Regions from separate parts of the Mus musculus genome. Here regions 1 and 2 are each linked to region 3. Evidence: chromatin loops called from intact Hi-C (ENCODE). Cell type or tissue: left cerebral cortex. All regions are shown on one strand. Each heading gives the region's core, and the rest is flanking DNA. Links, peaks and the distances in the headings are about the cores only.

The links. Peaks named below come from ENCODE experiments on the same cell type or tissue, not always from the same donor. Only the 100,000 strongest peaks of a DNase experiment are listed, where the experiment ranks them.
Region 1: it touches region 3 in a loop (4-fold over the local background); 9 of 42 quality-filtered maps call a loop at or near these places.
Region 2: a loop joins it to region 3, with 8 times the contacts of the local background. A loop is called at or near these places in 15 of 42 quality-filtered maps.

Annotation. Positions count from the first base shown.
Region 1 is chr16:20,697,396-20,707,785 of GRCm38, reverse strand. Fam131a (family with sequence similarity 131, member A) reads right to left here. Exons shown (of 6, transcript NM_133778.2): 3 at 8,771-8,864; 4 at 8,336-8,518; 5 at 8,041-8,157; 6 at 4,750-6,362. The coding sequence ends at 5,902. It overlaps Clcn2 (chloride channel, voltage-sensitive 2), which reads left to right. Exons shown (of 24, transcript NM_009900.2): 20 at 154-213; 21 at 329-367; 22 at 508-612; 23 at 4,145-4,231; 24 at 4,349-4,820. The coding sequence ends at 4,543. Among named protein-coding and RNA genes, the nearest start is that of Fam131a, 7.5 kb to the right of the region's middle. In left cerebral cortex, for the core only: a CTCF peak has its summit at 5,116 (motif pointing left); DNase peaks (open chromatin) are centred at 4,338, 5,107, 6,041, 7,520 and 3 more places; H3K27ac peaks cover 2,289 bases.
Region 2 is chr16:20,713,306-20,723,695 of GRCm38, reverse strand. It overlaps Clcn2 (chloride channel, voltage-sensitive 2), which reads left to right and starts at 7,060. Exons shown (of 24, transcript NM_009900.2): 1 at 7,060-7,787; 2 at 9,927-10,083; 3 at 10,237-10,368. The coding sequence starts at 7,701. It overlaps Polr2h (polymerase (RNA) II (DNA directed) polypeptide H), which reads right to left and starts at 5,870. Exons shown (of 5, transcript NM_145632.2): 1 at 5,702-5,870; 2 at 4,789-4,872; 3 at 4,612-4,705; 4 at 3,094-3,177; 5 at 1,431-1,786. The coding sequence starts at 5,774. The coding sequence ends at 1,669. In left cerebral cortex, for the core only: CTCF peaks have their summits at 5,897, 6,096 (motif pointing left) and 7,408 (motif pointing right); DNase peaks (open chromatin) are centred at 5,979, 7,342, 7,480 and 7,928; H3K4me3 peaks cover 3,773 bases; H3K27ac peaks cover 3,394 bases.
Region 3 is chr16:21,186,447-21,196,836 of GRCm38, reverse strand. No RefSeq gene overlaps it. Among named protein-coding and RNA genes, the nearest start is that of Ephb3, 13 kb to the left of the region's middle. In left cerebral cortex, for the core only: a CTCF peak has its summit at 4,053 (motif pointing right); a DNase peak (open chromatin) is centred at 4,053.

The sequences.
Region 1 (10,390 bases), core at 3,158-8,157, 490 kb after region 3:
AGTTAACCCTACGATGACTCTTCCACTCGACCTGCTTCCTGCTCTGCTGTCAGCTCTGCCCCTGCAGCATGCCCTTCCTCCTGGGCTCCATCCCATCCTTCACATCCCCTCTCCCTATAACCTCAACTCCTCTCTGCTTTGGCTCTGACCAAGTTGGAAAAGTCAGAATCCTGTGACAAGCGCAAGCTGAAGCGGGTCCGAATCTCCCTGGCGGTACGTGTGCCCCTCCCCCTGCAGCCCAGGAGCACCAGGCGGGGAGGGCTGGGCTTCTAGGTGGGACAGACCTCCCAGAGCCAGGGGTACATCCACCTTCCTGTCTCCCTCCTAGAGTGACTCAGACCCGGAAGCCGAGATGAGTCCTGAGGAGGTAAGATGCCATTAGACTCTAGAGGGTTTCTTTCTGGGTGTGTTATCATCTTGGGAGGAAAGCTGGCAAACCAGCCTTCCGGGGAGGTGAGAGTGGAATTTCTGGGTTCCCTCTCTCCCTAATTCTCAGTCTCTTCTCAGATCTTAGAGTGGGAAGAACAGCAGCTAGATGAGCCAGTCAACTTCAGTGACTGCAAAATCGACCCTGCCCCCTTCCAGCTGGTGGAGCGGACTTCTTTGCACAAGGTAGGACAGGAAGAGATGTGATAGTCCTACCCAAGTCTGGACTCAGAGCAGTGCGGTCAGAAAGAGTAGGAGACAGTACACTCAATGCTGTTTGTAAAACGTACTGCTTTCAGCCATGTAAGTCTGTAAGCCAGGACTCCCTAGCCTTGTCCTGCTCCTTGGTGGAGCCAGGCATCAATTTTCCTCTGCTCACAGTTACCCCATGGAATTCTGGACCAAAGCAGCAACAAAGACACAGCTTGAACTGGGTGGAAGCCAGAAGGCCAGGCCAGGGTCAGAGCTAGGCAGGAGGCTGCCAGAGCCCAACAAGGCTGATACACACCCACACTGGAAAAAAAAGAGGGGGAGGGGTTGAAAAACAGGCCAGATAAGAAAATCTAATAAACAAGCTAACAAATTGTCCAGAAGGATGAGGCCACTGCAGTGAAGAGATAAACAAAGATGAGAGACACCAGTAGGGTGCTTGGAATGTCAGACCCCAGAGAGTCTAACAGCAAGCAGTTCTAGGGAAAACTGGTAGATGAGGAAGATAGCGCAGCAGAGGAGGCAACAGGAAGAGGGCCATGTACAAACAGATGGGAGGCAAATGGGCTACACACATGGAGGAGGCATGGACTCCCAAAGCTGGGCTGGCTGGCACCACTGGGTACCTGAGAGCTGCCATGTAAAGCCGGGGAATGTGGGCTGCCCAACCAAAGCCAAGGAGTGCTTTAATCCCATTTTTAACAGACTTAATGTGGAAGCCTCCATTGGTAGGTAGACAAGAGTGAAAGGTTGGTGTAGATACAAACTGTTGCTATAAAGTCAGCATACCAAACACATACAAGCAGGAGCCAAGATGGGAAGGAGACAAAAGAAAAACAAAACAGCTGGGCGGTGGTGGCCCACCTCTTTAATCCCTGGAGAGGTAGGCAGATCTCTCTGAGTTCAAGGCCAGCCAAGTCTACAGAGCAATTTCAAGGACAGCCAGGGCTACACAAAGAAATCCTGTCTCAAAAACCAACAAAACAAAACAAAAACAGCAAAAGGAACTTGTGGAGACTTTCAGATAGAGACCTCAGATCAAATGAGAGAGGAACTGCCATACTAGGGCGGAAGAGGAAGAGATGGGTGAGAAGGTACTTAGAGCCTGGCTTCCCCAGACCTCAGGTTTTCCCAGTCAGCAGCCATCTGTTGTCTTTCTTTTTCAGAGATAGGATCTCATATAGCACAAGCCGGCCTCCAACTGTGACAGTTTGCCCATGGTCTCTCAGGAAACTACAGGCACACACCGTCACACCCTGCTATGATTCCCTTGATTGTCTGTCATACAGAATGGTCATGATGGCTTGCTAAGTGCTTGCTACATGCCCAGCACTGTGCTAAGGTCTTCATTAGGGTAATTTAGTTCTCACAGCCACACTAGCCAATGGGTGACGTGACATTCCAATGTTATGACTTTTTTTTTTTTGAGACAGGGTTTCTCTGTAGCCCTGGCTGTCCTGGAACTCACTCTGTAGACCAGTAATACAACTCCACAGTCTGTAAACCTCACACTGGGCCGGCCACCATAAGCAACTAACACAGCATGAAAGAACACAGAGATCCACCTGTCTGTCACTCCCAAATGCCGGGATTAAAGCCATGCACCACCGCTACCTGGTGTGACATTCCCATTATTATAGAAGAGGAAATTGTAAAATAAAATTGGATAAAGAAATTAAGTAGCCACGCTGAGCCTGGACCCAGAGACAGTCCGACCTAAAACTCTGTGGTCATGCAGTAAGCAAGTCATTTGCCTGCATAAGTCTCTCAGTCAGGCCCAAGACCCAGCTCTTCTGGCGAGGCTCTCAGAATTCTTTCAGAAGGCTCCGTTGTCCTCCCTGTCAGTTCCCAGGCCCACATAATGTGGGCCCTCCCGCCCGCCAACAGGCTCCCTGGTGTCCAATTAAATTAAAATTGAAAAGAACAAAGTAGGTGTTTGTTATAAACTTAAACTACCACAGGAAGGCAAGAAGCCCCCTAGGAACCACTAACACAAGTACAAAGGATGGGAATGATAACGTAAAAGACCAGAATTCTACAGCTTCAATTCTTTGTTTCATTTTTCTGAGACAGGGTTACTCATGTTGCCCTGGCTGTCCTGGGACTCACTCTGTAGACCAGGCTGGCCTCTAACTCAGAAATCTGCCTGTCTCTGCCTCCCAAGTGCTGGGATTAAAGGTGTGTGGCACCACTGCCCCACTACAGCTATTTCTAAATTAGAATCTACTAAGAAAGCAGTAAGCAGTGATCTGTTTTAAGGTCAGGAGGGTCACTTTCCGAGGGCCATAAGTCGGAATGTCATAAACTCAGCATGCTGGTAGTCCCCGACCCTCAAGAGATAGAGGATTAGATGGCCGTCATCCATCCATATAGCAAGTTCAAGACCACCCAGATATGTGAGCCCTTCCCTCCAAAAGCTTGGCCACTTTATGGAATCCTGGTGCTACTCAGGTTTGGAAAAGCCCTAGAATGGCAGAGCCCAGCTGGAGAAGCAGAAAATAAGAAAACTCATTCCATTCTCAGTCCAGAGCATAGTGAGGCAGAGCTGGGCAGGACGGCACAAGTGGAGCAGTGCATCGTGGGGACTGCCAGCCACAAGTTGTACACAGACCGAAAAGCATGTAGCCTGCTAGGTCACTGATTTGGCATGAACAGGAAAACGGAACTGTTTAATAGCTCCTGCAGAGGAGGTGGGGAGGATTACAGGACCTTAAGCTAGGAGATCTTGCAGTAAAGATGCTTCCTCCAAGGGAAGACAAGGAAATTAAGGCTAATTTGTTGCTCATAGGGTTCATTTGTTGCACGTAGGGTGTAAGGTTCGTTATATAACGAGAGATTGCTAACTACCTGACAATTACAGATACTGAAGAAACATGACTTCAAAGACTGAATTTCTAAGATGGGTGTGGTGGCACACACATCTAATCCAGTACTTAGGAGGCTGAGGCAAAAGCAGTATAGTAAGTTCAAGGACAGCCTGGGCTAAGTAGTGAACTACTACTGGAGCTACCGCCCAGTGGGTAGGAGCCTTACCCAGCCTATTTGACACCCTAGCTTCAGTCCCCAGAACCACCAACACTGAGACTCTTAAGTATGCTGTGTCTTGTCCTTCCTATAATTTAGAATAATAATAAAGTATGTAAGGCACTTGGGACCACCCATCTTGAATCACCTGTTATGCCGAGAGGCTCATAAGTGTACCCCAAACAGTAGATAACCAGTTCCAGGAAATGCCAAGAGCTGTTTTCAAGACAGCAAATGGAAACTGTTGATAAAGTCTGAAGCCTGGTGGTCACATCTGATGGCTTAGGAAAGCGTGATAGATACAAGCAACCTTGAGACTTTGGGTTCTAAGCTTTGGGACACAGAAATATTCTCAGAGCTCAAATGTCCCTCCAGCAGTCCCTCCCACTGTCATATCCCCAGTTTGCCCTAGACCCCTTTGGCTTGTGATTCTGAGCTATTCCCTTGGATATCAAGGCAAGTTTTTCTGCTCTCTGTTCTGCAGACCCACACCATCTTCTCATTGCTGGGAGTGGACCATGCTTATGTCACCAGCATTGGCAGACTCATTGGGATTGTCACCCTAAAGGAGGTGAGGTGACATGGCCAAAGCCACTTACACTTCCAAATAGCATCAGAGCTGTCTGGCTCCCCCAGGGGATGTGCTGGGGAGGAGTCTGAGGCACACATCTGACTCTTACCTTTCCAGCTCCGGAAGGCCATTGAAGGCTCTGTCACAGCACAGGGTGTTAAAGTCAGGCCACCCCTCGCCAGTTTCCGGGACAGTGCCACCAGCAGCAGTGACACAGAGACCACTGAGGTGCATGCGCTCTGGGGGCCAAGATCCCGCCACGGCCTCCCACGAGAGGGTACCCCCTCCGACAGTGATGACAAGTGCCAGTGAACCCCTTACGGATGGCCTGTATTCCTTCTGCAAGCAGCAGTGACCAGAAACTGGAACCCAAGGCCACCCTAACTGCTGGGGGATCATCAAGTGTCCTGGCGGGATGAGGTGGGGTTCTATGGCCCCTGCCCCATCTTTGAGAAAAGGGCAGAACTAAACTGGGTTTATACTGGAGCCTCCAATGACAAGATGTATATAGAAATTTACAAAGATTTTTATATTAATTTAATAAAACAATAAATAGAATAAACACCTAATTAGCCACTCATGTATAGAACACTTGTGCTGTTGGCTCATATTTTCACCTTGGATCCTCTTACCTGTTGCCCAAGCCTCTGAGATTCATTCTGCTGCCACTTACCAACCCCAGTGTCCTCGCAATCTGCCAGCGGCCTCCACTGGCTGATCAGCAACGCCCTGCCTGGGACAGGGCCCCCTATCACTGTGGCTACAGCCTTCCATTCAGCCAAGAAAAGCACTACCCTCTTTCCTCCCCCAAGGACAGCTACTCCCTCATGACTGTCCATTCATTGGCACAAATCTGGCTCCCCGGGTTGCCCCCTTGTGGTCCTCGATGAAAGGACAAGGCCCTCCCAGCTCTGTAACAAGCAGAGCCCTTACTTTTTCCAGTTCCGCCCTACTGAGTCTCTGCATGTGCTCGCACAACCTTGCCATGCTGGGAAAGGGCCAGGGTGGAGGAGCAGCGAAGGGGGCAAGGGCACACTCTTTCATCTTTTCCAGTGCCTCCCAAAGAAGATCGGCTCAAAGAACAGACCAGAAACCCCCTGTCTTTAGGGGAAAAAAAAAAGGTTTAGACACAATGGAGGGGTGAAGCACAGCAGAGCCCAGCTGGGCAAAGGGGACCCTTAGGGGATGGCTCAATCTGTAGACTCCAGGAGGGCAGGAGCCAGCCCCACAGGTGGTGGTTCAGTCACGCACTGCACATGGACTCGGATGAAGAGAAAAGCAGAGGAGAGGGGCGTGGGGGAGGGGGGAGGGTGTGTGGCCAGGCTTCCTCCATTTCCACCTCCTCAGCCCAGCCACAACCCTCTCAGGTTCACATCCCAGGAGGAAATGTGGCATTTTGGATTCAAGAAACATGAACGTCACTGTCTGCCACAGCTGTAGCCATGCCCCAGGGGCCCCGGGCAAGCCCCGGCAAACCCCATGAGTGGAAGCAGGACATGCGCCCCTAGCCTGGCCCCTGCCTCCTCTCCAAACACTTTCATGCAAAACACACAATGGAGAAGTGAGTGCTCCCAGAAGCCCTCTGAAAGCTTCAGAGCCCACATTTGGCCACAGAGGCTCTGCCCCAGGCAGCAGCCTGGGGAGACACGCCCCCACCGGGCATGTCTGGATCACTGGTCCACCTCATCCTCATCTAAGGATACCACCCCAGAAGAGGCCACATCAGAGACTTGCTGCTGTCTTTCCCAGCTGCCTGTGGGCAGCGGGCAGAGCAGCTGGCAGTCCTTACAGGAATCAGGCTCCTCCTCGGCAGGGGAAAGGCAGGATTCTGAGAGCGGTGAGTTGTAAAGGGAGTCCTGGGCCTCCAAAGGACCCAGGCTGCGGAAGGCACTTTCCCGGCTGGGGGGCAGCCTGGCAAGGAGCAGCTCTTCACCCAACAGCTGGGAGGTCATCCTGGCTGGGGAGCCCAGTAACCCATCCTCCAGGCTGCACAGACTAGAGCACAGGGTATCTGGGGACACGGTCTGTGAACAGTCGCTCTCTGGCTCCACAGAGCCCTGGCGCACAGGCCTGGAGAATCGACGACCTGTGAAGAGGTCCTGGAGGTGGGACCCCAGAGGCCCAGCCATGTCTGTGAAGGGAAGAAAAAAAAAAAAACAGCTTTGCTGGCTCCATTTCAGTAGGTCAATGTGGAAACCACATAATCACAGACTCCCACACCTACCCTTATAGCTGTGGGGAGGGGTCATTAGGGGAGTCAGTAGGAACTGGGTAACCTGAACAAGTCTTTGATCTTTGATACCGCAGCTCCTTTCATGGTGAATTAGAAATTCTTTTTTTGTTTGGTTTGTTTTGTTTTTGTTTTTCGAGACAGGGTTTCTCTGTATAGCCCTGGCTGTCCTGGAACTCGCTCTGTAGACCAGGCTGGCCTCAAACTCAGAAATCCGCCTGCCTCTGCCTCCCAAGTGCTGTGATTAAAGGCGTGCGCCACCACGCCCGGCGAATTAGAAATTCTAATATCTACTTTACAGTATTAGATCAAGAAGAGGCAAGCAATCAATGCAAGACCATATCAATATAATCATATCAATATAATGGTTGCTCATTACCCAAAGCAGTAAAGGCTAAATTGCCTTTGCTCTGCTCACTAAGTGGGGCATCCTACCAAGGGCTGTCCCCACCAGAAAAAGCTGTGCAGTTTTAAAAATGTGTTCAAAGATTATACACAGACGTTCAATAAATGTTCGAGGTTAGCCTGGGCTAGTAAGACCCTTTCTCAAAAACAAAATAAAAAGCCAAGCGTAGGCTGGGCAGTGGTGGCGCACACCTTTAATCTCAGCACTCAGGAGGTAGAGGCAGGCGGATTTCTGAGTTTGAGGCCAGCCTGGTCTACAGAGTGAGTTCCAGGACAGCCAGGGCTATACAGAGAAACCCTGTCTCAAAAAAACAAACAAACAAAAAAATTAAGACACCCCCCCAAAATCATAATATACTGATGATTCCACCTTGGCCTTAAGCATTCAACTCAATCCCCTCTGGACGACAGCAGCAGCTCTGTGCCTGCTTTCAATGCAGGCTTGGCCTTGAAAACCTTGTTAATTGGCCAGAGGAGTAGGAACTAGTAGGTGATCTTCAAAGGCAAAGAGTCAGGCACTGGGGGCAGGGGTCCTGTGAGGCCAGCCACCAGAAGCTGCAGGGAAAGCTGGCCACACAGTCCGAGGAACGGAAGATGAAAGAGCAGCTGAGCACAGCTGCAAGGCCCCCAGGGTCCCTTTCTGCAAGCACTGGCCCAAAGCAAGACCCACAGGCTGGAATACAAAGATGCTGAGCTGGAGCCAGCATCCTGTGGAGTCCAGGCCCAGCAGGCCTTCCTGTTTGCTTGGGATTGCTGCCCTGTGAGGTGCTGGGTACCGTGCTGCCAGATCATCTGTGTGGCCACAGCCAACCGAAGCCTCCTCAAAGAGGTAAGGCAAGGGTACCACAGATTCTCTTGGAAGCAAGAAGGTAGTAGGGGGTACGCAAGAGGCACCAAGTTCCCTGAGCTGTTTCTTCTTTATTCTGAGAACTGCAAGGCTCACTACACACAGAGAAGAGAGCAGGCTCAGCACCTATAGAAAAGAGCTGTTCCATTTCAAAGTGCTGTTTTCCCACCTGAGTATAGCTGGTGATCTTTGTCCTCGAGGTGTCAAGGTCAGCCTGGATAGTCTCTTTCCTCCTGTCTGGAAGACTTAAGTTGCTCTGGGAGTCTCAGAGTGAATCACACCTACCAGGCAAGTTCACCCCAAGTGGCAAGATCAAACACTCCTCACCTGTGTCAATTCCCCCAGTAAAGTCCTCGTCGTAAGAATCATCGGTGGAGTCATCACCATCCACTGAAGACCATGCCCGGAGCTTGGCTTCTGCAATAGCAAACTGCTCGGCCACTCCTATCAGAGAGACACAGTGTTGACTGACATACACAGGAGCTAAACTATCTCCTGGCTTTGCAGACAGGAGATGTCCTTGAGGTCTCTGGGCAGGGAGAGGTGTATGGAAGAACTCCAGCCCCAGTGCCAGATCCAGTGAGATGAGAGGCAGCAGCCCTATGATAAATCTGCTACCTACCTGCTGCAAAGCGAGCCTCTTGTTCACCCTCACTGAGGTCTGAATAGGAGGAAAAGGCTGATTCCAGAGCAGCCGGTGAGTCACTAGGCTTGCTCCAGCCCTTCCATTCAATAAGGTGAGCCACACGGCCCTGGGCCATGGCTGTGGGCTTGGTCACGTGGTCCTTCACTACCTGGGAAATACCTGGAGGTGGGAGAGAGAAGTTGGGTTGAGGGCAAGGGTTAGGGAATAGCCAGTATGGAAGTAAATGGAGAGGGTTACAAAGTCTCTCTATGTCCTTTGGGTAGGAGGAGGAAGGGTTAGGATTGATTTGCAAAAAAGAAATCCCCCAGAATTCCCACAGGAAATATTCCCACAGTAATCAGTCCCACAAGACATGAGGAAAAGAAGGAAGGATGGACAAAGTGGGCAGAGAAACAGACATGGGGTACATACCATGCAGGGACGATCTGGCCAGTGCAGCGATCTCCTGGATGGTTAGAGCTCTCCGGGACTTGGGCAGCATCGCGACTGTGTCTCCAACATTCACCTTGAGTAACACAGTCAGGTTAGTGGCCCTGACACAAACAACCTTCTTTCCAACATGCTCCTGCCTAAGCCAAGGCCCCACTGGTAGCTTGGAAGAATGCTAGGATGGCATGTCATGTATGTCCTATATGTGGGAGAGTGGCACAGTGGCATGCAGAAAGGGCTAAGAAGCTGGAGTCCACAAACTATCTTCCTAGGGGGCAATGGAGACTCAGGCCCAAGAGAACAAAAGAAGAGCTGCGTCTCCATCTTCCCAGCTCCCAATAGGGAAGGAGACAAATGAAGAAAAGAAGAAATGTGGAGCAGAGAGCCTCTGAGAAAAGGATGGGCCTGGTGGTGCGCATGACTTTAATGCCAGCACTCACGAGGCAGAGGCAGGTGGGTCTCTGTTCGAGGTCAGCCTGGTCTACAGAGCAAATGCCAGGACAGCCAGGGCTGCACAGAGAAACTCTGTCCTTCAAAAAGAAAAACAAAACCAAAAAAGACAGGGGAGGAAGGAAAGGAGAAGGGAGACAGCTAAGGCAGACATGGCCTTAAAGTTTTTCCCCCGCTCCTCCGTGTGTCTTTAGATATATGTCCAGATCTTTCTAGACTGCCTGCCAGAGCCACACACTCAGCATCACCAAAGCCAAGGCAATACATTCTCTTCCTCACATCCAGGTTTGTTTTCTAACTTCAGATTTAGTCAAAACCATTCTCCAGTTCTCAGGATCACCATCAACTCTTCCCTGGGCTTTGCCTGCACATATCTGGTCCTAAAATCTAGCAAGGGTGCCAGGGACTGTAGCTCAGTTGGTATAGTGCTTGCCTACCATTCAAGAAAGCACTGTTTGGCCGGGCAGTGGTGGCGCACGCCTTTAATCCCAGCACTTGGGAGACAGAGGCAGACAGATTTCTGAGTTCAAGGCCAGCCAGGTCTACAAAGTGAGTTCCAGGACAGCCAGGGCTATACAGAGAAACCCTGTCTCAAAAAACAAAAAAACAACAACAACAAAAAGAAAGCACTGTTTGGTCCCTAGCACCACATAAACCAAGTCTTGTGACAACTGACACAGGATGCTAGTACTTGGGAGGTGAAGGCAGAAGGTCAGAAGTTTAAGGTCATCTTTGGCTACTAGGAAATAGAGGGCAGCCTGAGCTATGTAAGACCCTATCTCAAAACAAATATATCTCTGACAACAAAGAATCCCTCCTGTTCATGCATGGAAGCTTGCCTTGACACTAGTCCCACCACTGCTTCCCTTAAGCCTCCCTGAGCCCCTCCCCAGGTCAGCACAGGTCCCTCTAACCTCCTGTACGTTTTCAGCCAGGAAGTCTGTATATAATCTTTTCTGTTCTTTCATGCTCATCACTTTCCATGGCTGGCCTTCTCATCTTTCCAGTTGTGACTGAAGTATCATCCCCTCAGAGAGGCCTTCTTGCTACTCAAATAGTGGTCTACCTTGTCACTAGAGTCTCCAATGAATCACTATATATTCTATCAATGAACCATTAATGGAGTCTACTTGCCAGGTATAAATATGGTTT
Region 2 (10,390 bases), core at 3,335-8,334, 470 kb after region 3:
GTGGTCTTGCCTAGCAAACACAAGTCCTGGGTTCAATCCCCTCAGCACAAAACCAAAACCAAACAAACAAAAAATCATCAAGCCTAACACTACAACCCATAAGAGCCAGCACCGAGCTAGACAAGTCTGTGGGTTCCCAGCAGTCAGGTGGCAGTGAGAATGCTGACCTGCAGCACTGACAAAGTCCCAGGCAGCCACACTGGCAACTCGGAGGAACCGGTTTCTACAATGTAACCCTATCTGCCTTCTTAAGACTCTAATCCCGAAACCAGGTGCATGCCTTTAAGTTCAGCAGTTTGTGAGGTTGAGGCAGGAGGATCACAAGTTCAAGGTCACCCTTGGCTATATAACAAGTTTCAGACAGTTGACACCTCAGACTCCACCTCTAAAAAAATTTTTTTTAAACCTTGCCTGAAGATCCAGCTGAGTGATGCCACACTTGCTTGCCTAGTAAGCCTTGGATCCATCCCTGCCCTCTCAAAACCAAAGCCAAAAGCCTAAACCCAATCATTCTGTGTAGCTGATGCCATCATTTCTTCCCCAACACACATACACACACACACACACACACACACACACACACACACACACGAAGAGCATGCTCACCAGATGGCTCAGTGGGTAAAGAAGGCTGACACCAAGCCTGAAAATTACCTTCTCCCTGACACACACATACAATAAGACAAAATAAATGTATGAAGGAAAAAAAAAGTGCTTGTAAGCAGAACACTTTTCAAGTCGCTCTTTCTTTGCCAGGGCAGTGACAGTGGCGTTGTATCACTATTTCTGATAAGGATCTTCCAGTGTAACCTAATCCATCTTCCTTCAACCGGACAAGCACTGACTCCATGATATGATTACAGGATTCCTCCCATCCCCCAATTCATCACACCCACACACCCTACTGTGGAAACTGAAAAAACACCTTTGCTCCTCCCTGCTGAGGCCACTCATTTTCAGCCCATTTCTCTAAACACTATTTCTAACACCTCTGGTAAAGACCAAAAGAGATGGGGAAGGAAACAGCCCAGGCATCCCAGCAGGGAAACCAGCTCCTGTGACAAACCCAGGCCATCAAGGCACAACTGGAGGCCAGCAAAAAGGCTCAGTAGGTAAAGAAGCTGCTCTTGACAATCGGAGTTCAATTCCCAGGATTCAGGTGATGGAAGTTTAACACACACACACACACACACACACACCACAGCGGTAGGGTGAAGTAGAAGGAAATCGAAAGGGAGACAGAGACAGAGAGACAGAGACAGAGATTTGCCTATGTGTGATGTATTGCTAGGTGTGATGCAATCCTAGAACTTGGGGGGGAGGGGGGAAGGATGGCGGCAGGAAGAAAATCAAGTTCAAGGCCAGTGTGGCCAAAACAGAAAAAGCAAAACCTTGGATTCCCCAACCCGCAATGACAATGGAGAAGAGTCTGAAAAAGAAAACTTTAATAAAAAAAATCATATACAACTTCAGGTTCATGCTAAGTTCTCCCTCTCGGCCTTCCGAGAGGGAGAGTCGGTTTTCCACTGCATTCAGACAAACTGAAGACGTCCCCACAGTGGACAGAGTTCCGCCCCTTTTACAGGCTAACACCGACAGCTTCTACACAGCCTTGAACAGTGTCCATGACATGAGTGACTAAGCAGCAAGTCTGGTTTCCCACGAAGTTCAGAAGGCCAGCTTCTTCATCAGCAGATAAACTCTGGAGTCCACCTCAAATCCATGCAGGTTGTTGGCATCACCCTGAAGCCTCATGAGCAGGCCCCCATAGGACACGTACGCAGAGCTGAAAGAGAAGGCCCTTGTCCTGAGCCTAAACTCTACAGCAGCTGCTTCCCAGCAGCTCCCACCCATGGTTTAAAAAGGCCTAGTATTCTGTCACCGGGAACCAAAGATTAGGAGAGAAATGAATGCATGTAGACATGTGCATTAAGTCCAGAGCTAGGAGACATACAAATGAAGATGTCACCATTCTCTGCAACGTTATACAGCTACTAGACTGTTTAGGTAGGAGCTGCAGAGATGGCTCAACCGGAAGATCACTAGGTGTTCTTGCAAAATGCAGAAAACCTGGGTTCACTTCCCAGCACCACACAGCATCTCATAACCACTTTAATTCCTCTTCTGACCTTGGTGGACTCATGCCTGCACATGATACACACACACATACAATAAATACATTTTTGAAAATGCTAAGGAGCCAAGAGAACGGCTCATGCCTTTAATCCCAGCAGCAGGAGGCAATAAAGTGGATCTCCTGAGTCCAAAGGCAGCCTGGGTCAGTCCCAGTCCAGGCTACCTTGTCTCAAAAAAAAAAAAAAAGTTTGGGGAGCTTTCAACTAATAAGAAAAATATTGTAAAGGGTCTTAAAGAGAAAAGTAAACACTTAAAAAAAAACTATTTAAACTCTTTGTTTGTTTCTGTTTTTAAAATAACAGGGTCTCACTATGTAACCCTGGCTGGCCTGGAACTCACTCTGTAGACCAGGCTGGCCTGGAATGCACAGAAATCCACCTGCCTCTGTCTCTCCAATGCTGAATTACAGATATCTGCCACCACAGCAGCTACTCAAACTCTTTATCTAAAAGATTCCCTAGGTGACTATTGTTCTTCTTCTCATTTTGTTCTTTTTCTGTGCTTCAAGTTTCTGACAACCACACTTTTTAAACATCATTTTAAAGAAAAGGGGAAAAAAAATTCAGGCAGGGAAACCAAAGATCCAAGGGTTGGGCTACAGAGAAGCAATACATACTTAACCAAAACAAACAAACAAACAAACAAACAAACAAACAAAAAAGGCCTGATTATGCATAGTGCACGTGTTCTCCAGCAAGATGCTCTGTTGTCCTTCACAAAGCAAGATAGCTCGTGCCTCCTCTGGACTACAGGGTCTTGAAAACCCTGACTATGGTGCCGCTGAGTGACCCACATACAGGCTGGAAACTGTTCCCAAGACAAATTCTTCCACCTAGGTTTGGAATACTAGAAACAAAGGGGGGTGGGGGTGGGGAGAGGGCGGCAACACAGAAGTAAAAGCCTGGCCCAACCTCAGAGCAGGGAGGGAAAAGACTTTTCCTAGACAGTGTTACTTACAGGCGTGTGGCTGCTTCAGTGGAGGTCTCATCCCCTTCGATCCTGTACACTTTCCCATACATGACATACTCAAACTGGTCAGCCCTACAAACAACAGACTGGTCACTCTTCATAGTAAGAGTCTACGGGAACTTTAGAAATGGAGACTGATGAGGTACACATGCAGAACCATGACCTTCCTTGGCCCCCACAGAAATTCTGTGAGGTACACATGACCATCTGTATTTCATTGATGAGGAGACAGAAGGCTTTGAACTGAAAACTCAGGTTGAGTCGTGGCCTTTTAGCCCTATTCCAACTGGCCTCAAACTCACAGTCAGACAGACTTGTGCTTCTGTTTCCCAAGTGCAGGGACTAAGGGTGCTGGTCACCAGACCTACTACTCCATAGTCTTTCTATCACACCAAGCTCCCTCACAAGACCTAAGTTACTATGTAATCCTTTCCTCAGCCTTAAAGACCTAACCCTGAACCAAAGGCGGCACATAACCTTAATTCCAGCACTGAGGCAGAGGAGGTAGATGTGACTCTAAGTGCAAGGCCAGCCTGATCTACAGACCAGGTCAACCAGGTCTCTACAAAGTGAGAAGACCCTGTCCCACATAAATAAATAGATGCAATTCACAAGCTTATGATCACTGCTCTCAGTAATGAATAAAACTAGTCATCTGAATTTTTTTCAATTTTTTTAGACACAAGGTCTCATGTAGCCAAGGCTAGCCTCAGACTTGATATGAGGCCAAACATTTTCTTGAACTCGTGAACCGTCTCCTGAATCCTGGATTATAGACAAAAGCCATCACATCCAGGTCTAGTTGTCTGAATTCTTTTTTTTTGTTGTTTTTTGTTTTTTTGGTTTTTTTTTTGAGACAGGGTTTCTCTGTATAGCCCTAGCTGTCCTGGAACTCACTCTGTAGACCAGGCTGGCCTTGAACAGAAATCTGCCTGCTTCTGCCTCCCAAGTGCTTATGCTGGAATTAAAGGCGTGTGCCACCACTGCCCAGCTAGTTGTCCGAACTCTAATTGCAGCAATGCCTTTAAGGTAATTCAGATTCCACTGACAGCAATCATTTATCTCTAGAAGTAAAGACTTTCCTATATACTTACGTTTTTCTTTCTTTATAATATATACATAATATAGAACATATGTTATATAACATTATATGTAATATATAATATGTACTATATATTATATGTAATGTACAACATTATATATAATATATAAATAAATTATATATTATATTACTTCATTACATTCTCATCATAGTTACTTATATATAGTATTAACATATGTTATTATATACTATAACATACATGTTATATATTATATCTAATATATAACATTATATAACTTATGTTATACATTGTCATGTAATGTGCATAGTATATAATACATATTGTATCCAAGAAATCAAATTTTCTATAACATATAGTTATACATATGTATATCCATAATCTACATATTATACTTTCTCTGCACTATATTCTTATCTTAGTCACTTGTTTACTGCTACCTCACCTGGAAGGCCTGTCATCTGTGGGGTTGTATTCACCATCATCCAAGGTACCATCTTCATACAAAGTACTAGCTATAACCAACCGGAACTTGTCACCTGAATAGAGCAGCAACATCAGGGTAAAGAAGTAGACACCTAAGACCAAAATCCTCTTGCCATTGCCCGTATTCAATACTTACCTAAGTCCACAGGGTAAATCTGAATGTTTACATCTAAGATGAGGTCCATCTTGAAAGATTCACTCTCACAGTGCAGCCGGGATACTGGGGAAGAGTGCATGACAGACATGATTACAAAGTCTATCGATGCCAGCTTGGGGTCAAATGCAAGAGATCAAATCATCTAACATGCACACACCCACCAGCCTCCCACAACTGCAATCAGAATCAGATTCACAAGAGGGAAGAAGGCAGTAACCTCAGCAAGTGACAGGGTCCCAAGCAAGCGGCAAAGCTCCTCCAGCAGTGGCCAGTCTCCAGGCTCTAACTAAAAACGCCTGGATGATTTAGACTAGAGTCTCACTGGTCCTGAGACTTCCTCTTTCTAGCAGGAGACACTGCTGAGGGAATCTGAGGGATGTATTCAAAACTGACATCTGTCTTAAGACATTTGCCTCCAGGCTAAGCGACACCAAGAAGAAACAACTTCCGGATCGTTGGGAAAATAAATACACCAAGCGGTCAACTGAATGAAATTCAGAGAGCTTCGGAAAGAGCTAACTTGTTCTTAGGCTAATACAAAATTATTGGTTAGGAAGGCAGGTAGGTAACTCGCTGCAAGACCTGGGGTAACAAAAGAGATAAGGCACCATCTACTTTTTCCAAGAATAAAGTTCAGAGCACGGTAGAGCACATAATAACTGTGTAGGGAGTTAGAAAGGTTCCCAGGGGTATGCCAGCACCCAGCTAAGGGCCACCCACCGGGCACCAGGCACCGCAAATATAATAGAAAAAGCTGTCTCAAGTTTCTCATTCACGAAAAAAAAAAAAAAACTGTTTCCTGAGGGAGGTACCGAGAGGGTGGGGCGGGCCAGCCACTTGGGGTGGGTGGGCATGTTGGCCACTTCCCTCCTACCGCCCCGACACCGCTTACCTCGGTCAAATTTCTTGCCTTCTGGGTCGATGTCTTTCACATCGAAAATATCCTCGAACAGGATGCCCGCCATCGCGAAGGGCACGAAAGCTGCAGAGGATGTGAGCGCGCGGCCACCACTGGGGATTCGCGCACCCCCTCACGTGGAGAAAAGTAAGACAGGGCAGAGTACCGCCCCAAAAGCGGCAACGAGGCCGAGGGCGCGTGCGCACGGGCTGCAGTCACGCAGCCACTTCCGCTGCCTCCTTCTCGGGGCTTCTTCACTTCCGCCGGGAAGGGCCACCTCCGAGGTGCTCGGGCCTTGTGGGCGAGTCTCAAAACTCGGTGACTCCGTCCAAGGCGGGGACAGATTAAGTCCCACCTCCGACGGGGTACCGCGCTGCGCCCGGCTCGACGGCGCCCTCTTCAGACTGTGGATCCCAAAGCGTGGAAAGCTTGGGGGCCTAACCCAGCCAGGAACCTTGATCCTTGGCCCAGAGAAGCCCGGCCCTAGCCCTTCCCTGAAGTCCGCGTGCCGGCCGAGGGCACAGTCCGCGCTGCAGGCAGGTGGAGCAGAACCCCGCCCGCAGAGCACCAGCCCTCCAGGACCCGGTGCCCAGCCCCTCAGACTGTCACCAAGATCCCCAAAGCTGGTGCGAGCTGGCTCGGACCAGCTAGACATCACCGGAGCCGGGTGCGTCCGGTTTGGGAATTTGCCATGATGTCACTCTCGGGGAAAGGAAAGCCCGCATTGTGCCCTCCCCTGGGGCTTCACCTCCTCGCCACTCCCGTCTTCCCTTGGCCCTGCTTGGCACTAGCCTCACACTGATCCCCTAGAACACTGCCAACTGAACTTGGTACTGCCTGTCACCCCACTATACCACCCTCTTCTGGACACTGAAGTGCGCCTTTCACTGGGAGGCGACAGCTCGCAATACCTTCTTTCTAGGTGCTACCTCCTCTCATTACAGCCCCTGTGCTGGGCACCCTCTTGTTTCTTGAATGAGTCTTCATCCTGGTACTATTCTTTCTCCACAGATTTCTGGACACTGTCCTCTCCAGTGGCTCCAACCTAACGCTGCCCATCCTCTTTGTGCCCTCGACACCTTCTTCTTGTCCTTCCCAGGACCCCGAAAGACAATGTGGAGCCTCAGTAGGCCGTTTCCTCAGGGCGTCAGCAGCTACTCAAATTCCCCCTTAAGCGGTGCCTGGGAGGAGCGACCTCTGCTCCCCCCCCCCCCCACACACACACACACACCCGCCTCCCAGGAGCGGCCTCCCCCGCACCAATAGCTCCCTTCCCTCGGGCCTCACCCCTTCCCGTCCCCTCCCACCTCCACCTCCGCCCCTCTTTCCAGGCCTAGCCATTCCAGGTGCACCTTCCCGGGGGAACCCGGAGGAAAGGAAGGAGAAAGGGAGGCAAGGAGGGAGCCGGCTCTCGGGCATCCTCCCAGATGCGTCTGAGCCGCCTGAAAGTGTGAAGCAGAGGCTGCCCCTGTCCGGTCTGGCTTAGAGAGCCCGAATTAGCTTTTGTCAGTAGCCCCCTACCCCAGTTCAAGAGTCCCCACATCTCCAGCCCCTCCCGCACAACGCTGCAGCCGCGGGAGAGCCCGTCCCTTCCACGTGCCAGCAGACCCGCCCCCGCCCGGCCCCCGCACCCTCAGGGCGCTGGGTTAATCCCGGGCCTCCGTGGCGAAGGGGTGCGAGATCGTGTTTCAAGCGCCCCCTGCCGCCTCTCCGGACACCAGGAGGCGGCCCCAATGCAGACCCCGGCCGGGCAGGGACGCCCCTGCAGATGGGCCGGGGCGGAGCAGCAAAGCAGGGCACCGCCCTCGGCCCGCCCGCCGAGGAGGAGACGCTAGCGGGAGGCTGAGCCTGCGGCGCGCGCCCGGGGACCCGTCGCACTCTGCACTCGGCCGCCTGGGCTGAGGGGACGGGACGGGTGCGGGCGCGGGCTCAGCGGGCCGGGAGCTGAGTCAAGGCCGAGAAGCAGAGGGAGGCAAGAGGACAGTGCACCGAGATGGCGGCTGCAACGGCTGCGGCGGCCGCGGCGGCGGCGGCGGGGGAAGGGATGGAGCCTCGAGCGCTGCAGTACGAGCAGACCCTGGTAAGTGAAACCCAAGGGTTGCCCTACGGGACCAATGCTGCAGGTTGCCCTGGAAAGTGTGAGGACAGATGGCCTACCCTAACCCGGCCTCAGCCTTTCTCAGCTATGGAAACTGAGGTTCGGGATCCGCCAGGCTGTGGGTTCAGAGTGTTGGAAAGCTGCTTGCTGGTTTCTGGCTGAGACTGGTGGCCTGCAGAAGACAATGACACCAGGTGCTTGGCCCAGGTGTCCTTTCTCTTACCCACTTCTGCATACACGTTTTTGTTTTCTTCACTTACCACTTGAGTCCAAGTTACAGCAGCCCAGTGCTCTTTCTGAACACCATCTATACTATTGAACTTGATCCACATGTCTATCTACTTTCAACACCCTCCTGGGTCCCTGCTGTGTACATGGTCCCAGGCTTAGCTTAAAGACAGTAGGAAGTAATCAAACCCAACCCCTGCCTTTAACAGCTCAAGCCCAACATTGACAAGAACTCCTCAGGAGACCCTGTTGGAAAAGGTGGCTTAGGTGGCTTTTTGCCACCCTGGGGACTGAAGCTTTAGGGCCGATGCAGGAAGCAGGAATGGGTGTGAGAACTGAAACCTTTGTTCCAGCTGGATCTAGCCAGGTACCCCACCACCACCACCCACGCCCATGGAGTGTCCCTTGACCTCATAAGAAGCAGGGGTCCTGAGCTTTGAGATGACTCATGACCACCATTGCTGAGAAGCCATTCACCAGAATGGGGGACCAAGCCCTAAGGAAAGAAAGTGGCCCAGTAGTTTCTTTTTTATCACCTTAGGCTGGAATTTGCCCGAGAGGATAACAGGGAGAAACAGCTGTAGGAGAGGGCCTGGGCTGTAACTGAGTCAGAGAGGTGCCCAATTACCAGAGACTGTGAAACAGAATAACTGGTATGAGAGTACAGTGCCAATCGATAGTGGAGGCAAGCCCTTTTGTTGGAGATGGCCCATATCCTGGCCGTCCACGGGTCAAGAAGAGGCGCATTTGGCCATGGAAGCCAGGCATCTAACATGGAATGGTAACTCTTTTGCACCAGCGGCTGCTCCATCTCCTTGTGCCTGTGGACTGAGTTCTCAGGGTCAAGCGCTCCCTGCTCTGGCCTCTCCCACTTCCCCTCCCACCCTTTTGTCTTGCTCACCTCCTCCCACCTGCTGTGTTTCTCTGTACACTCTTCCTCCTCCTCCCTGCTCTGGACACTTATGTTGCTTTTCCTTGACTCTTCTTTCTGCCTTTCCTCTGAAGTTCCTCTTCCCCCCCCTGCCCCCCCCTTTCTTCTATGTCTCACCCTGTGTCTCTATCTTTCCCTCCCCCCCCCCAACCCCAACAGGAGCCCTTTGTGTCCTGAAGCTCCGCGGGTGGCAGCCAGAATCTGCTCCTCCCCACCCCCCAACACACGCCCAGCTTGGCAGGTCCAGCCATAACACTCTCCCTTCCCATCAATCAGCCTAGTAGCCACAGCCTTGCCATCTCCAGCCTCGGTGGTCCTTGAACCTGTCACTGGCCCCAAATGCAGTTCCAGAGTAGGCCTGAGGCCACCCAGCACTGCCTATCCACCCAAAGAGGCTTTCCGTGTCTGCTGGGCTGACAGGCTGATGGGGGTTTGGGAGTGGAGAATGAGGACAAGGGGATTAGGGTGGGTGGGAAGGGTGCAGCTGAGTTGGTCACAGGCCAAAGGCCCAGCAGGAATGTGATAAGGATTGGGGCTGGGACCTCCTAGGCCCAGCTCCGCTGCCCTCAGCTCTACCAGGTTCTTGTTGTTGTACATATGCCCTTGACTGCCCCTCTGACCTTCCCCCTTCCTACTTTCAAACTGCCTCAGGTTTTTCCATCTTTTCCCTCCTCTGGACCCTTCCCTCCTGCTCCACCCCTGACTTACTAGAAGAGGACCGATTATTCTGCCACCCCCAGAGTTGTGTCCCTGTACCTTGTCTGTCTCCATCACTCTGGCCAGGACAGCCCCCGCAGTCTGCACTGTGCATTGTTCCCACACTCTGAGCCTGAGTATAAACTGGATTCAAGATGGGGTATACAGTGCAGGAGCTGAGCGAGGGGTGGGGTCAAAACCCAGGAACTCTCTGTCTCCCCACCTCAGATACTCAGGCTCATGCTACATTCTGTCCATTGCTCCAGATGTATGGCCGGTACACTCAGGAACTCGGGGCCTTTGCCAAAGAGGAAGCTGCTCGTATTCGCCTGGGAGGGCCTGAGCCCTGGAAGGGGTCCCCTTCTGCCCGGGCTACCCCAGAGCTCCTAGAATATGGACAGAGCCGATGTGCCAGATGTCGCAGTAAGATCCAGATTGGGGCAGGGACCTGGGTGTTCTATTTTGAGGGAGACAAAGACAATTAGAGCTGCCCATGGGCGATGGGGAAAAACAGGGTACAGAGTAGGAACACTTTGGGACCAGCTTCTTTATGCATCTTCCCTTCCTTGCTTCCAGTTTGTTCTGTACGCTGCCACAAGTTCCTGGTGTCCAGGGTCGGTGAAGACTGGATCTTCCTGGTTCTGTTGGGGCTCCTCATGGCACTGGTCAGCTGGGCTATGGACTATGCCATCGCTGTCTGTCTACAGGGTGAGGGCAAAGGCTGGCGAGG
Region 3 (10,390 bases), core at 1,943-6,942:
TAAAGCAGGGTAATAGAAACTACCTGCTACAGATGACTTAGCCGGGAGTGGTGACTCAGGTCTGTAATCCCAGTGTTTGAGAGGCTGAGACAACAAGATTGCCTTGAGTCTGAGACTATCCAGGACTGGACAGTGAGAACTAGGCCAGCCATGGCTACACAGCAAGATCCTGTTTCAACATTCGGGAACTTCAAACTCCACAAGAATAATGTGGGCTCTGCAGCCAAATTAAGTGGGCTTATATGCCTTTACTCATTATTAATGCAACCTTAAATAAGTCATGCTATCTCCTTAAGCCTTAGTTTTCTGTCCCAGAAAATGGAGCTAATAATAGCACCTATGGACCATTAGCTCTGAGTATCATGGCTACTGTTTCCCTCTGTTCAAAGCAGTCTCTCCTTTATCAACTACATAATCACAGCCTGATCCCCAAACATAGGCAGCTCAGGCCCAACCAAAGTTAGCCCATTCTTAGCCATTTGTGTCCCAGCCTTACCCTACTGCACAGCCTTAAGAGTGATGGAGGGACGCAGGGGAAAGACCTTTGAGTTGCCCCCTCCCCCAAACTGAAGTGTTTTATTTAGGCATTGCCCACCTCCTCCAAACACAAAAGAAACTTGTTTGAAATGGAGATAGCAAAAGGAGACAACAGTATCTTTTGAGTTCCCTGGCCAGTCTATTCTGGGGCGCAACCCCCACAACTGGAAGATGGATTCGCCTATTTATGTAAAAATAAAGTATTGAACAACTAGAACATGAAAGGAAATATCAAAAATAGTAAAGTGTTGCCACTGTTCCTGAGAGAGTAATTATGGTGACACGGAGCATACATATATGTGCATATGGATACATACACTGCTCATGTGTGTGCACCCATCCCTCTCTCTTCAAGAGCCTTAAAAGCAAACAGTACAACATCAGGAGAGGTTAGATCAGTAAAGGTTCAAGGGGTTTCTCTTTTTGAGAGTTGATGACCCACAGAAGAGTCTTGAAACTTCACTAGCAAGAAAAATTCTCAACGGACCTGCTCGTCAAAGTAAGAGCGTAGCTTTCTGAGGCTGCCTAACTGGAAATCTTTTGTGGATTTATTTCTAAGGACGAGCCTTTGTTCCATGAACACACAACACTAGAAGGGGACCATGGAATGCTGACACACGGAACAGACTCCCACACATCTCCCATTGTGTCATGTCATTCCTTCTGGAAGTTTTGATGCTGGAAGGCCACCCTGACCTTCCTCTTCAGGTTGATCAAATAGCCTGATTGTTTCTGAGGATTCCAGATTGTCTTGAACTGAATGGATGGGGCATGCACAGGGTAGGGGTGGGTGTGTAGAAAGGAATGTGTCAGAGGATGCCCAGCCATCTGCATGCGGTCGGCTGGAGCCCACTTCTCACAAAGGATCCTTTTGTTATTCCAGGTGTCACAGAGCTTGACCGTCCCTTGCACAGTTCACACAGGAATTGCTCTCAGGACAGAATTGGCAAGGAGCTCTGTTTGGGGACTAGGATGCATTTTGCTTTGAGGAGACCCAGAGTAGGGTGGAATCCTGGGTGCAGGAGAAGAGACTAGAAAGAAAGCATGGCTGGAATCCACAGTAATGGCGCCTGGCCTTTCCAGCGGTGGGAAGTTCCGAAGACTCCAGCTTATATCTTTTGTGCTTTGCATCCGTGGGCTCCGTGAGACCATCAGATCGACATGAACCCCAGCAAAGCATCGCTGGATGAGGCATTGAGCTGAACTGCCCCATCTCTAGCGGACAACTTATATAAATCATCTTTCAAGCCTGAACACTCAAAGAGTCAAAGGAGATGCTAGTGATAATTATACCGGACTAACCGGCTTGAACTGCAACCACCGTAGGCAAACCCAGTCCAGACTCCTTACTCACCACCAGTCAGATAAAGGTTAAAGACAAACGGATGATGCCTTGGAGCAGGTTGTTGGTTGAGTTGGCCAATGAGTCTTTCCAAAGGTGCCCTGCTCCCTTTTGTCCCCTATGTCATGTTTTACACAGGATATGGTGCACTATCAACAGCAGCACAGTCACCTCCATCTGGACCTTGCTGAGCCTGGGATTACCCAAAACAGAGCCCACACGTGATTCCCTGTGCCACCGTTCTCCAGCGTTTTTGTTTGTTTGTTTGTTTTTGTTTTGTTTTATTTTGTTTTGTAACCACAAGGAGCTATTAAGCAGTGTAAAGGGTTTGGCTTGTCTACGTGATCTGTCAGTATTGAGAGAGTGTGGACCAGCAGAATTGACATGCTGCTGACATGAGAGTAAATTGCAAACCCAGAGAGAACTCCTGGATGTGTACCTGTGTGAAGCTCTTGCATGGCCCAGGGTGCTTGCCTATGTAGCGGCGTTATCGGCAAACGAAGTCCTGCCAGCCACTTGAAGGTCCTTAAACAGGTCACGGCTTCAGAAAAACCATCAACGAGCTGGAGGCTTAGCTCAGAAGTTGAGCAGGTACCCAAAGCATCACAAAGTGAAGATAACAGCAAACACTGACAACCCTCAAGTGGGTCAACTTACGCCGAGAACACTTCAGAGAAAAGAGGACTTTGCCGGAGGATTTCCGTTGGGCAATAGTATCTGTGGAAGGTCCAGAAGCACGCTGGGTTGCAGCAGTAACAGTAAACGTGTCTGCAGTAACAAACTGGATTCATAGCCGTGGCTGTGGGGAGACAGGAAAGGTGCGGGGACCAATAGAAAGAACACAGTGACTTGTCAGGAGTATTTTCTGTCTTAGCTGGTGGTGGTTTGTCTTGAGTATTCCAGGAGACAGTTCTGCTTTCTAACTCCAGTCCTGTACTTGGCTTCCAGGGGCTTTAGGCATGCTCACTTAAGAGTTTCCTTCTCGGGCTGGTGAGATGGCTCAGTGGGTAAGAGCACCCGACTGTTCTTCCGAAGGTCCAGAGTTCAAATCCCAGCAACCACATGGTGGCTCACAACCATCCGTAACGAGATCTGACTCCCTCTTCTGGAGTGTCTGAAGACAGCTACAGTGAACTTATATATAATAAATAAATTAAAAAAAAAAAAAAGAGTTTCCTTCTCTGTAATGGGGGTTCCCATAGTACCCACCTCAACAGTGGCCATGACCCTTACTTTGCTCCCTAGAAGAAAGTGTGATCTTGCCTCTTTCCATAATAAACCCTGACAGCAGCAGCAGGACTTAGGAGGTTGGTTCCAGGTCTGCATGGCATGTCTGGGGTGAGCTGGTGCACATTTACACATTCACAAAGACAGCCCTGTTTTTTCTTGGTATTACCTGGTAGGAGCAGAGCTGAGGATGCCCCCCCCTCCTCCTCCCCTTCACCTCATGTATCTCCTGCCTCTGCCCACTCACAGGACCAACAGGTAGATGACATTCATGGTCACTCAGCTGTTGAGGGATAAAAGTGAGGGAATTGTGATCCAGGGGTCTCAAGAATAACACACTTCCAAATTAAGCTAGGTGTCCATAACCTTAGTCATATTCCATTTAGAAATCTCATGCAAATCACTGAAGACTGTCTTCACTCACAGGAACTCTGGCCTCTGGCTCCATGGGCATGGCAACTTTCCTGGGTGTGGGGTGCTAGGCTGGGCTCTACACTCCCGTCCCTGCTGAGGTTTTCATGGGGGTACACATGATGCGTTCAGGTGCCTATAGAGCCCTAAAGAGTCAGTTGTAGCTGCCCAACAAGAGTGGTCAGAACTGTACTTTGATCTCCTGCATGAGCAGTGTGAGCCATCCCCCAGCTCCCACCCTTTTCTTTCATATTTTACTGCATTTTTTTTCAACAAACCGCTTCTAAAAATATCTGACCATGTAAATATTTATTTCTTCCTTTTCTTTCTACAGAGATGAGGTTGAAGCATTTCTTCTGCCAAGAGAATGACAAGTCTGCTTCCCCCACATCAGCCCTCCACATAGCTTCTTGCAGGCTCGGGTCTATTGAGTCCCACTAGTTGCCAGGAGAGGAAGGACTAACCGCTGGTGGGTAGAACTGTTTGGATTCAAAGCCACTAGAAGCCATGAGAAATTCAGAGAAAATTCACTAGAGGGCACTAGAACACTGCTGCAAGGAAACTGTTCCTGCTGCTCTTAGCCTCACTGCTTTTTTTCTTCTTCTCTCAGTCCTTGCAGAGCGAGCTCCACCTTCAGTGAGCATAAAGCTGTAAGCTACTGTTAACACACAAAGGTCAGGGCATGGGTACTGTCCACGGGAAGTTGAAAGGGGGGTTGAGAATTCAGAGAGGCAGCCCAGGAGGCTTGCTCTTTCCTGTTCCTGTACATTTGTGCACATACCACACTTATGCACATGTGTGCACCATATAAACTACATGCACACATCGAGTGAACAATATATACTGTATTATTTTCTTTCGTAGATGTGACCCACAGAGGAAACTCTTATTTTGGCTCTGTTTGAGTAGTGCAGTCCGTGATGGCAGCAAAGACACAGCTGAGGAAGTGTGAGACACCTGTTCACATCACATCTGCAGTCAGGAAGCAGAGAAAGATGCTCAGCTTCCCCTGCCCCTTTTAAAAAAAACCCAATTATTTATTTTATGTATATGAGTACACTACAGCTGTCTTCAGACACACCAGAAGAGGGTATCAGATCCCATTACAGATGGTTGTGAGCCACCATGTGGTTGCTGGGAATTGAACTCAGGGCCTCTGGAAGAGCAGTCAGTGCTCTTAACCACTGAGCCATCTCTCTCCAGCCCCTCTTTCCCCTTTTTATTTGGTCTGGGACCATTGTCCATTTGATGGTGCTACCCACAACCAGTGTGTTTCCTCCTCACTTAAACCTCTCTAGAAACACCCTCACAAATCTCAAAATGTGTCTCCTAGGTGATTCCAAACGTAATCAAGCTTTTCCAAATAAACAGTGCGTGCATACCCTGCGCATGCACCACACCCCCAACTCCTTGTAGAGCAGACTCAGAAGAAGGCGGAACCAGTAGCAGCGAGTTTACAACTTGAGAGAACAACCCTCACGGCCCCAGACAATCCACGGAGCATTAGAACCGCTGTAAAAGAACCCCCATTAAAATGCACACGTGTTAACCACATGCTCCCCCGAGGGCTACATGCATTCGTCTATACCCACTGGCACATTAGCAGATTTACTCGGTGCTGAGACTGGAGTCCGGGAGCTTTTGTTAGAGGGTCAGAGGCGAGAAGAATGAGCATGGCTCTGGAGACGGCCCTGTGACTGCTCACCACTGCACTGTGGGCTAATTATTGTCCCAGCTTCTTAAGGGAGGACAATAAGCCTCACAGGTGGAAAGTGCGTTGTCTAGGCTCAAATAGTAGTAGGCAGAGGAGCTGGAATTCCGATTCTGCCCTGAAGAAACTTGCCATTGAGCAGATATGGGGGAAAAAAAGGCCCAAAATAAGCCAGGTGTGATAACCCAGACCTGCAATCTCAACACCTGAAAGGCAGAGACAGGAGGGTCACAACAAGTCTAAGGTGAGTTCCAGGCCATCCAGCCGATCCTGGCTCAAAACAAAACAACCCTCAAATAAAGGTGATAAAATGTAAAAATAAAAAGGTTAAATGGCATGAGGATCCAGCAGAGAGCAGCTCCATTTTCTTTTTTCTTTTTTTTTTTCTCTCTTTCTCCATCTGCATTCACAAGAGCTTTGCTGTCTGGACTGCCCTCTCTTAGGGTCTCCAAACAGCTCTGTTAGCTGAACCTAGACCCAACAGACACTAGAGCACTGAGGTGCTCAATGGTGGGCAAAGATGTCTGCAGAGGGTAAGCTCTAGGGGAGCCTCACACTGAGACCCACCCCTACCCAGCAAGCAAGCCATCTATGGAGGAGACCTGTGTGTCAAAAATAAAGCAAGCTGCCAACAAGGTTGCTTAGCAGCTGCTGATATCAACATGGATGGCTTGAGTTCAGTACCCAGGAGCCACATGATAGAAGAAAACTGCCCCAGCAGTTTGCCCTCTGACCTCCACACATGTCATGGAACATGTATGCCCCCTGCCCTTACTAAATAATATATGAATCCAATAAAGTAAAACAAAGTGAAAATTTTGACCTTGAACCAAATGACCATCTAGCCAAAATTATCCATTGGAAGCTGTGACTGATGAGATCTACTAATTGGTAAGTTCATCACATCCATTGATGGTTCGAGGTAAGCTTAGAATGACACAGTTTACCAAATATAGGTGTATCTGCCATCCTTCTAGTACCCTACCCTCATTTTATGCTGTTGGCTGATGAGCCCCTATCCAGCCAGATGACAGAGGGAGAAGGACTTGAGCTTTGCAGCCCTGTGTGTGCTTGCCAAGTGAAAACTGTATCAGCCTAGCTCAGGAGCAGCCTGGAGAGACCAAGGCAAACTCCCTACTATACACAAAGTATCAGAGGAGACAGTTAAGCATCTGTGTTGTGCAGAAAGAGCAGATAAAATGACCAGGGTGGGGACATCAGCCAGTGTTTTGGATACTCAGGCACCTGCATGATAGAACCATGGCTACAATGTACTGACAGAGGCTACTCATGGGCTCAGCGGTTGGGATACATCTTACCAAACTTCATCTAAGTACATCTGGGTACTTCTTTCTCTTGAATGGTTAACTGGCTAGGGGTGCAGGTGAAATGGGGTCTTCAGTCACTACCAGGAGGTACTGAGTGAGTGTCTATCAGAAATACTGGCCTGAAGACCCCACAGTTGTACCTAGAATGGCAGAGTAAAGAAGACTTTGTACAAGTCAGCAGAGTCTTGTAATTTTGTTTTCTTTTCCTTAAAAAGGCATTATGTCACACCCTTTCCTTCTGAAGTGACCAAGTTTCCCAGGAAAATCAGCCTCCCAACTCTATCACTTCAAACAAGCTCCTTCCCTGCCAAACCCTCTATGAGTTTAGCCTACAAGGTTTCAAGATGACAAGTCAGCTTTCAGATGCACAAACAGCAGGTGACTAAGATTCTCTCTCTCTCTCTCTCTCTCTCTCTCTCTCTCTCTCTCTCTTTTTCTTTAAGAAAAAATTATGTGGGCTGGTGAGATGGCTCAGTGGATAAGAGCACCCGACTGCTCTTCCGAAGGTCCGGAGTTCAAATCCCAGCAACCACATGGTGGCTCACAACCATCCTTAAGGAGATCTGACTCCCTCTTCTGGAGTGTCTGAAGACAGCTACAGTGTACTTACATATAATAAATAAATCTAAAAAAAAAAAAAAATTATGTTACAGAAGGATCTGAAGGTCTTCACAGCACCCCCTAGTGAGACTGCTTCACAAACTTTCACGGGGTCTTGAGAAGTCATTATTCTCATCTCACTGGGAGCTGGCCTCAGAGAATATAGAGTTCGTTGTTTTTTTTTGACTCTGGTCACACAGGGGCCTGCCCGATGAGTGGCTTAATTGGACACAGTCTTGGCTCCAGTGGATCTATGGGAAAGAGCCTTAGCTTTCTGGGATTGCTTTCTTCTTAGTGAGAGGAAGTGAGGGAAGCTGACTCGGAGTTTCTTTTAGGAGCAGAGGAGTTGAGGCCAGGTGAAGATCTGTAAGCAGCTGCCCAGAGGGAGGTCTCCTGGAAGTGCATTGTGTCAACAAAGGGATAATTACTCCTCTCATATCCCTAGCATGTGTATGGTAAATCAGCTTTTCTGAGGGATGCTCTCTCAGTCAAGTGCTTGGCAGGTTCAGTTGGACTAATTGTTAAGGAAGGAGATGGTAGGGTGTATTGTTGTGGTAAGTTTAGGATGTCAAGTTTCTGCCTGGAGGCAAAGGTAGAACTCAAATTCTTTTGACCAAGAGGAAGTTTTCCTTAAACTTTTTTTTTTCAAGCTTAATGTTAATGTACTGTGTGTGTGTGTGTGTGTGTGTGTGTGTGTGTAGCACAGAATGTTTGAGGAAGTAAGGAATATTCTCACCTTCCACCCTGTTGAGGCAGGGTCTCTTTTGCTTCTGCTGCTGAGTAGTTGACTTCAAGCTATCTGGTTCTCGGCTTCTGGATGATTCTTCTCCTGTCTCCACCTCCCGTCTCAGGGAAGGAGTGCTGGGATTACAGATGTCTGCCACACACTGAACTCTGTGGGTTGTCTGGGTGGTTTCTGGTGACGGGTCACAGTTTCCCAAGAAACACAGACACAAACCCATCACCCCAGCCTGAAGTAGTTCTTCAGCAACTCAACAAAGTCCTCTATTGTCATATTGTATCTTAAATCTTTTTTTAAAAAGACTTATTTTTTATGCACTTTATGTATGAGTGCTCTATTTGTACACACACCGGCAGGCCAGAAGGGGGCATCAGATCCCACTATACATAGTTGTGAGCCACATGTGATTTCTGGGAGCTGAACTCAGGACTTCTGGAGGAATAGTCAGTGCTCTTAACCTCTGAGCCATCCCTCCAGCCCCTGTGTCTTAATCTTAGGGTGGGGCAATGGTGAAACTTCCCTTTCTAGGGGTACCAGGTAAATGAGGGGTGGGGCCTAATTCTGATGATGGAGTCCTCAGCGACCTCCACGGCTGCTAATATCTGCTCATAACCTAATATTCACACTAAGTAATTCTCTCTCTTATTCCTGTAATTAAGAATTTCAGGATTTTTGAGTCACTACACAAGTGAAATTCATCACTTCACTCCTAATCAAACAAAGAATCTAAGCCATAGTGATATTAATCACATTACATGAGAAATTTTGTTGTGTGTGATTTTGCAGTTTATAACATTGTCCTCGATGCTGAATGAGGTGCGGTGGCACAACTTTGCAATCCTAGTACCATGGAGGTAGATCAGGACTTTAATTCCAGGCTGAACTGCATGAGACCCTATTTCAAAAACAAACAAACACACAGACAGACAGACAGACAGAGAGACAGAGAGACAGCTAATGATGACTGCATCCTTTGTTAACCTTCGCAAACTCGTAGCTTCATTTTTATAACTGGGACACTCACAGTAGCTGCCTTTAGGTTTGTGGCAAGGATGAAACCCGAGGAATAGTGTGTCTTGCTGAGCGCAGGGCTTGATATAACTAAGCGTCCAGTCAAGCTGTGATTTCCTAACAGATCAGTCAAAAGCTGAGTGATTTTGTCAGTGAGCTGTTTAGTCGCTTCCTGTGGGTAAGGCTTTCATGGCGGCTAATTGTTCACAAGCTGCAGTTCCACTCCCAGAAGCATTTACACAGACTCTGAGAGCAAGCTTGCCCTCTAAGTAAAAAATGTGATGCCATTTATAATATTTCTATTTTTGCCCAGCTGTTTTTAGAACCCTCTTTTTCTATCAGTTGAAGAATTGGACTAGATAAGCTGTGATATGCTTTGCCAATTTAAAAAAAAAAAAGCATTTTCACTGTTATATAAGACGAGGAAACTGTGTCTGTCTACTCAAGTATCTTTGGGGCTCAAAAATAAACAAAAGCAGATTATTATTTTATAGAGAATAATTTTTAGACTGAGAGAGCTGTGCCAAACATTTAACCTTCAACAGTGAATGCCTTGTCAATAATGAGGTCATTTGTATGCGGCATGTAATTCGGAGGAAAAAAAAACATGCTTTTCAGCTCATTCAGCTAACAAGAAAATTAAAAAAAGAAAAGAAAAGAAAAATTAATCCCAAAGAGCCAACACATACTATGCAGGAGAATTTAAGATCTCCAAAGTGGGTATTTAATTGTCTGACTTTTTCCTGGGAATGTGTGAGTAGATATTTCAAATAGGGCACTAACCACAGAGGAAAGAAATTCATGCACCGAAGTCTAGATGGGCAAACCACGGAGCTGTGTGATGAGACTTGGGAGGAGTGTGGGCAATGCACGAGGAGCCTGGGTGATGCCTCAGGGCATCCCAGGCGCTACCTCCTGAACTGCTGGTAGTACCATCACCATCAGAGAGGCTCTTCTCCCAGCATCTGATTGCCTTCATAGTTTTGTGAATCTTGTAACTTCTGAGCTTCCTGAGACCTGAAAATTTGGTTAGCTTTGAGTCTTAGAAGTCCCCTTCTCCTAGCAGGAAAGACTTCAGTTAGAAGGAAACATACATAGTAACATTTGCAGAGCCCATGTTATACACTCTCAATCTCTGACAGTATGAAAATGAATAAATACAGTATGGCTGATCCAAACACTTAGATATTATATACCCTTTAAATGGCAGCAGTGTTGACCAGTTTCTGTAAACTCCCAGCTCTGAGAATTCAAGCCCAGGCTCAGGCATTGTATCAGAAGCAATTCAATTTGTCTCTGCCATAGTTTCCTCATTGGGAAACCTGATAAACTTATATATCTGGAGGAAGAACTGAGTACAGGGGCTGGATAGATGGCTTGGTGGAAAAGAGTACTAACTGCTTTTCCAGAGGACCCAGGTTCAATTCCCAGAAATCATGTGGTGACTTACAACCCTCTATAATGAATTCTGATGCCCTCTT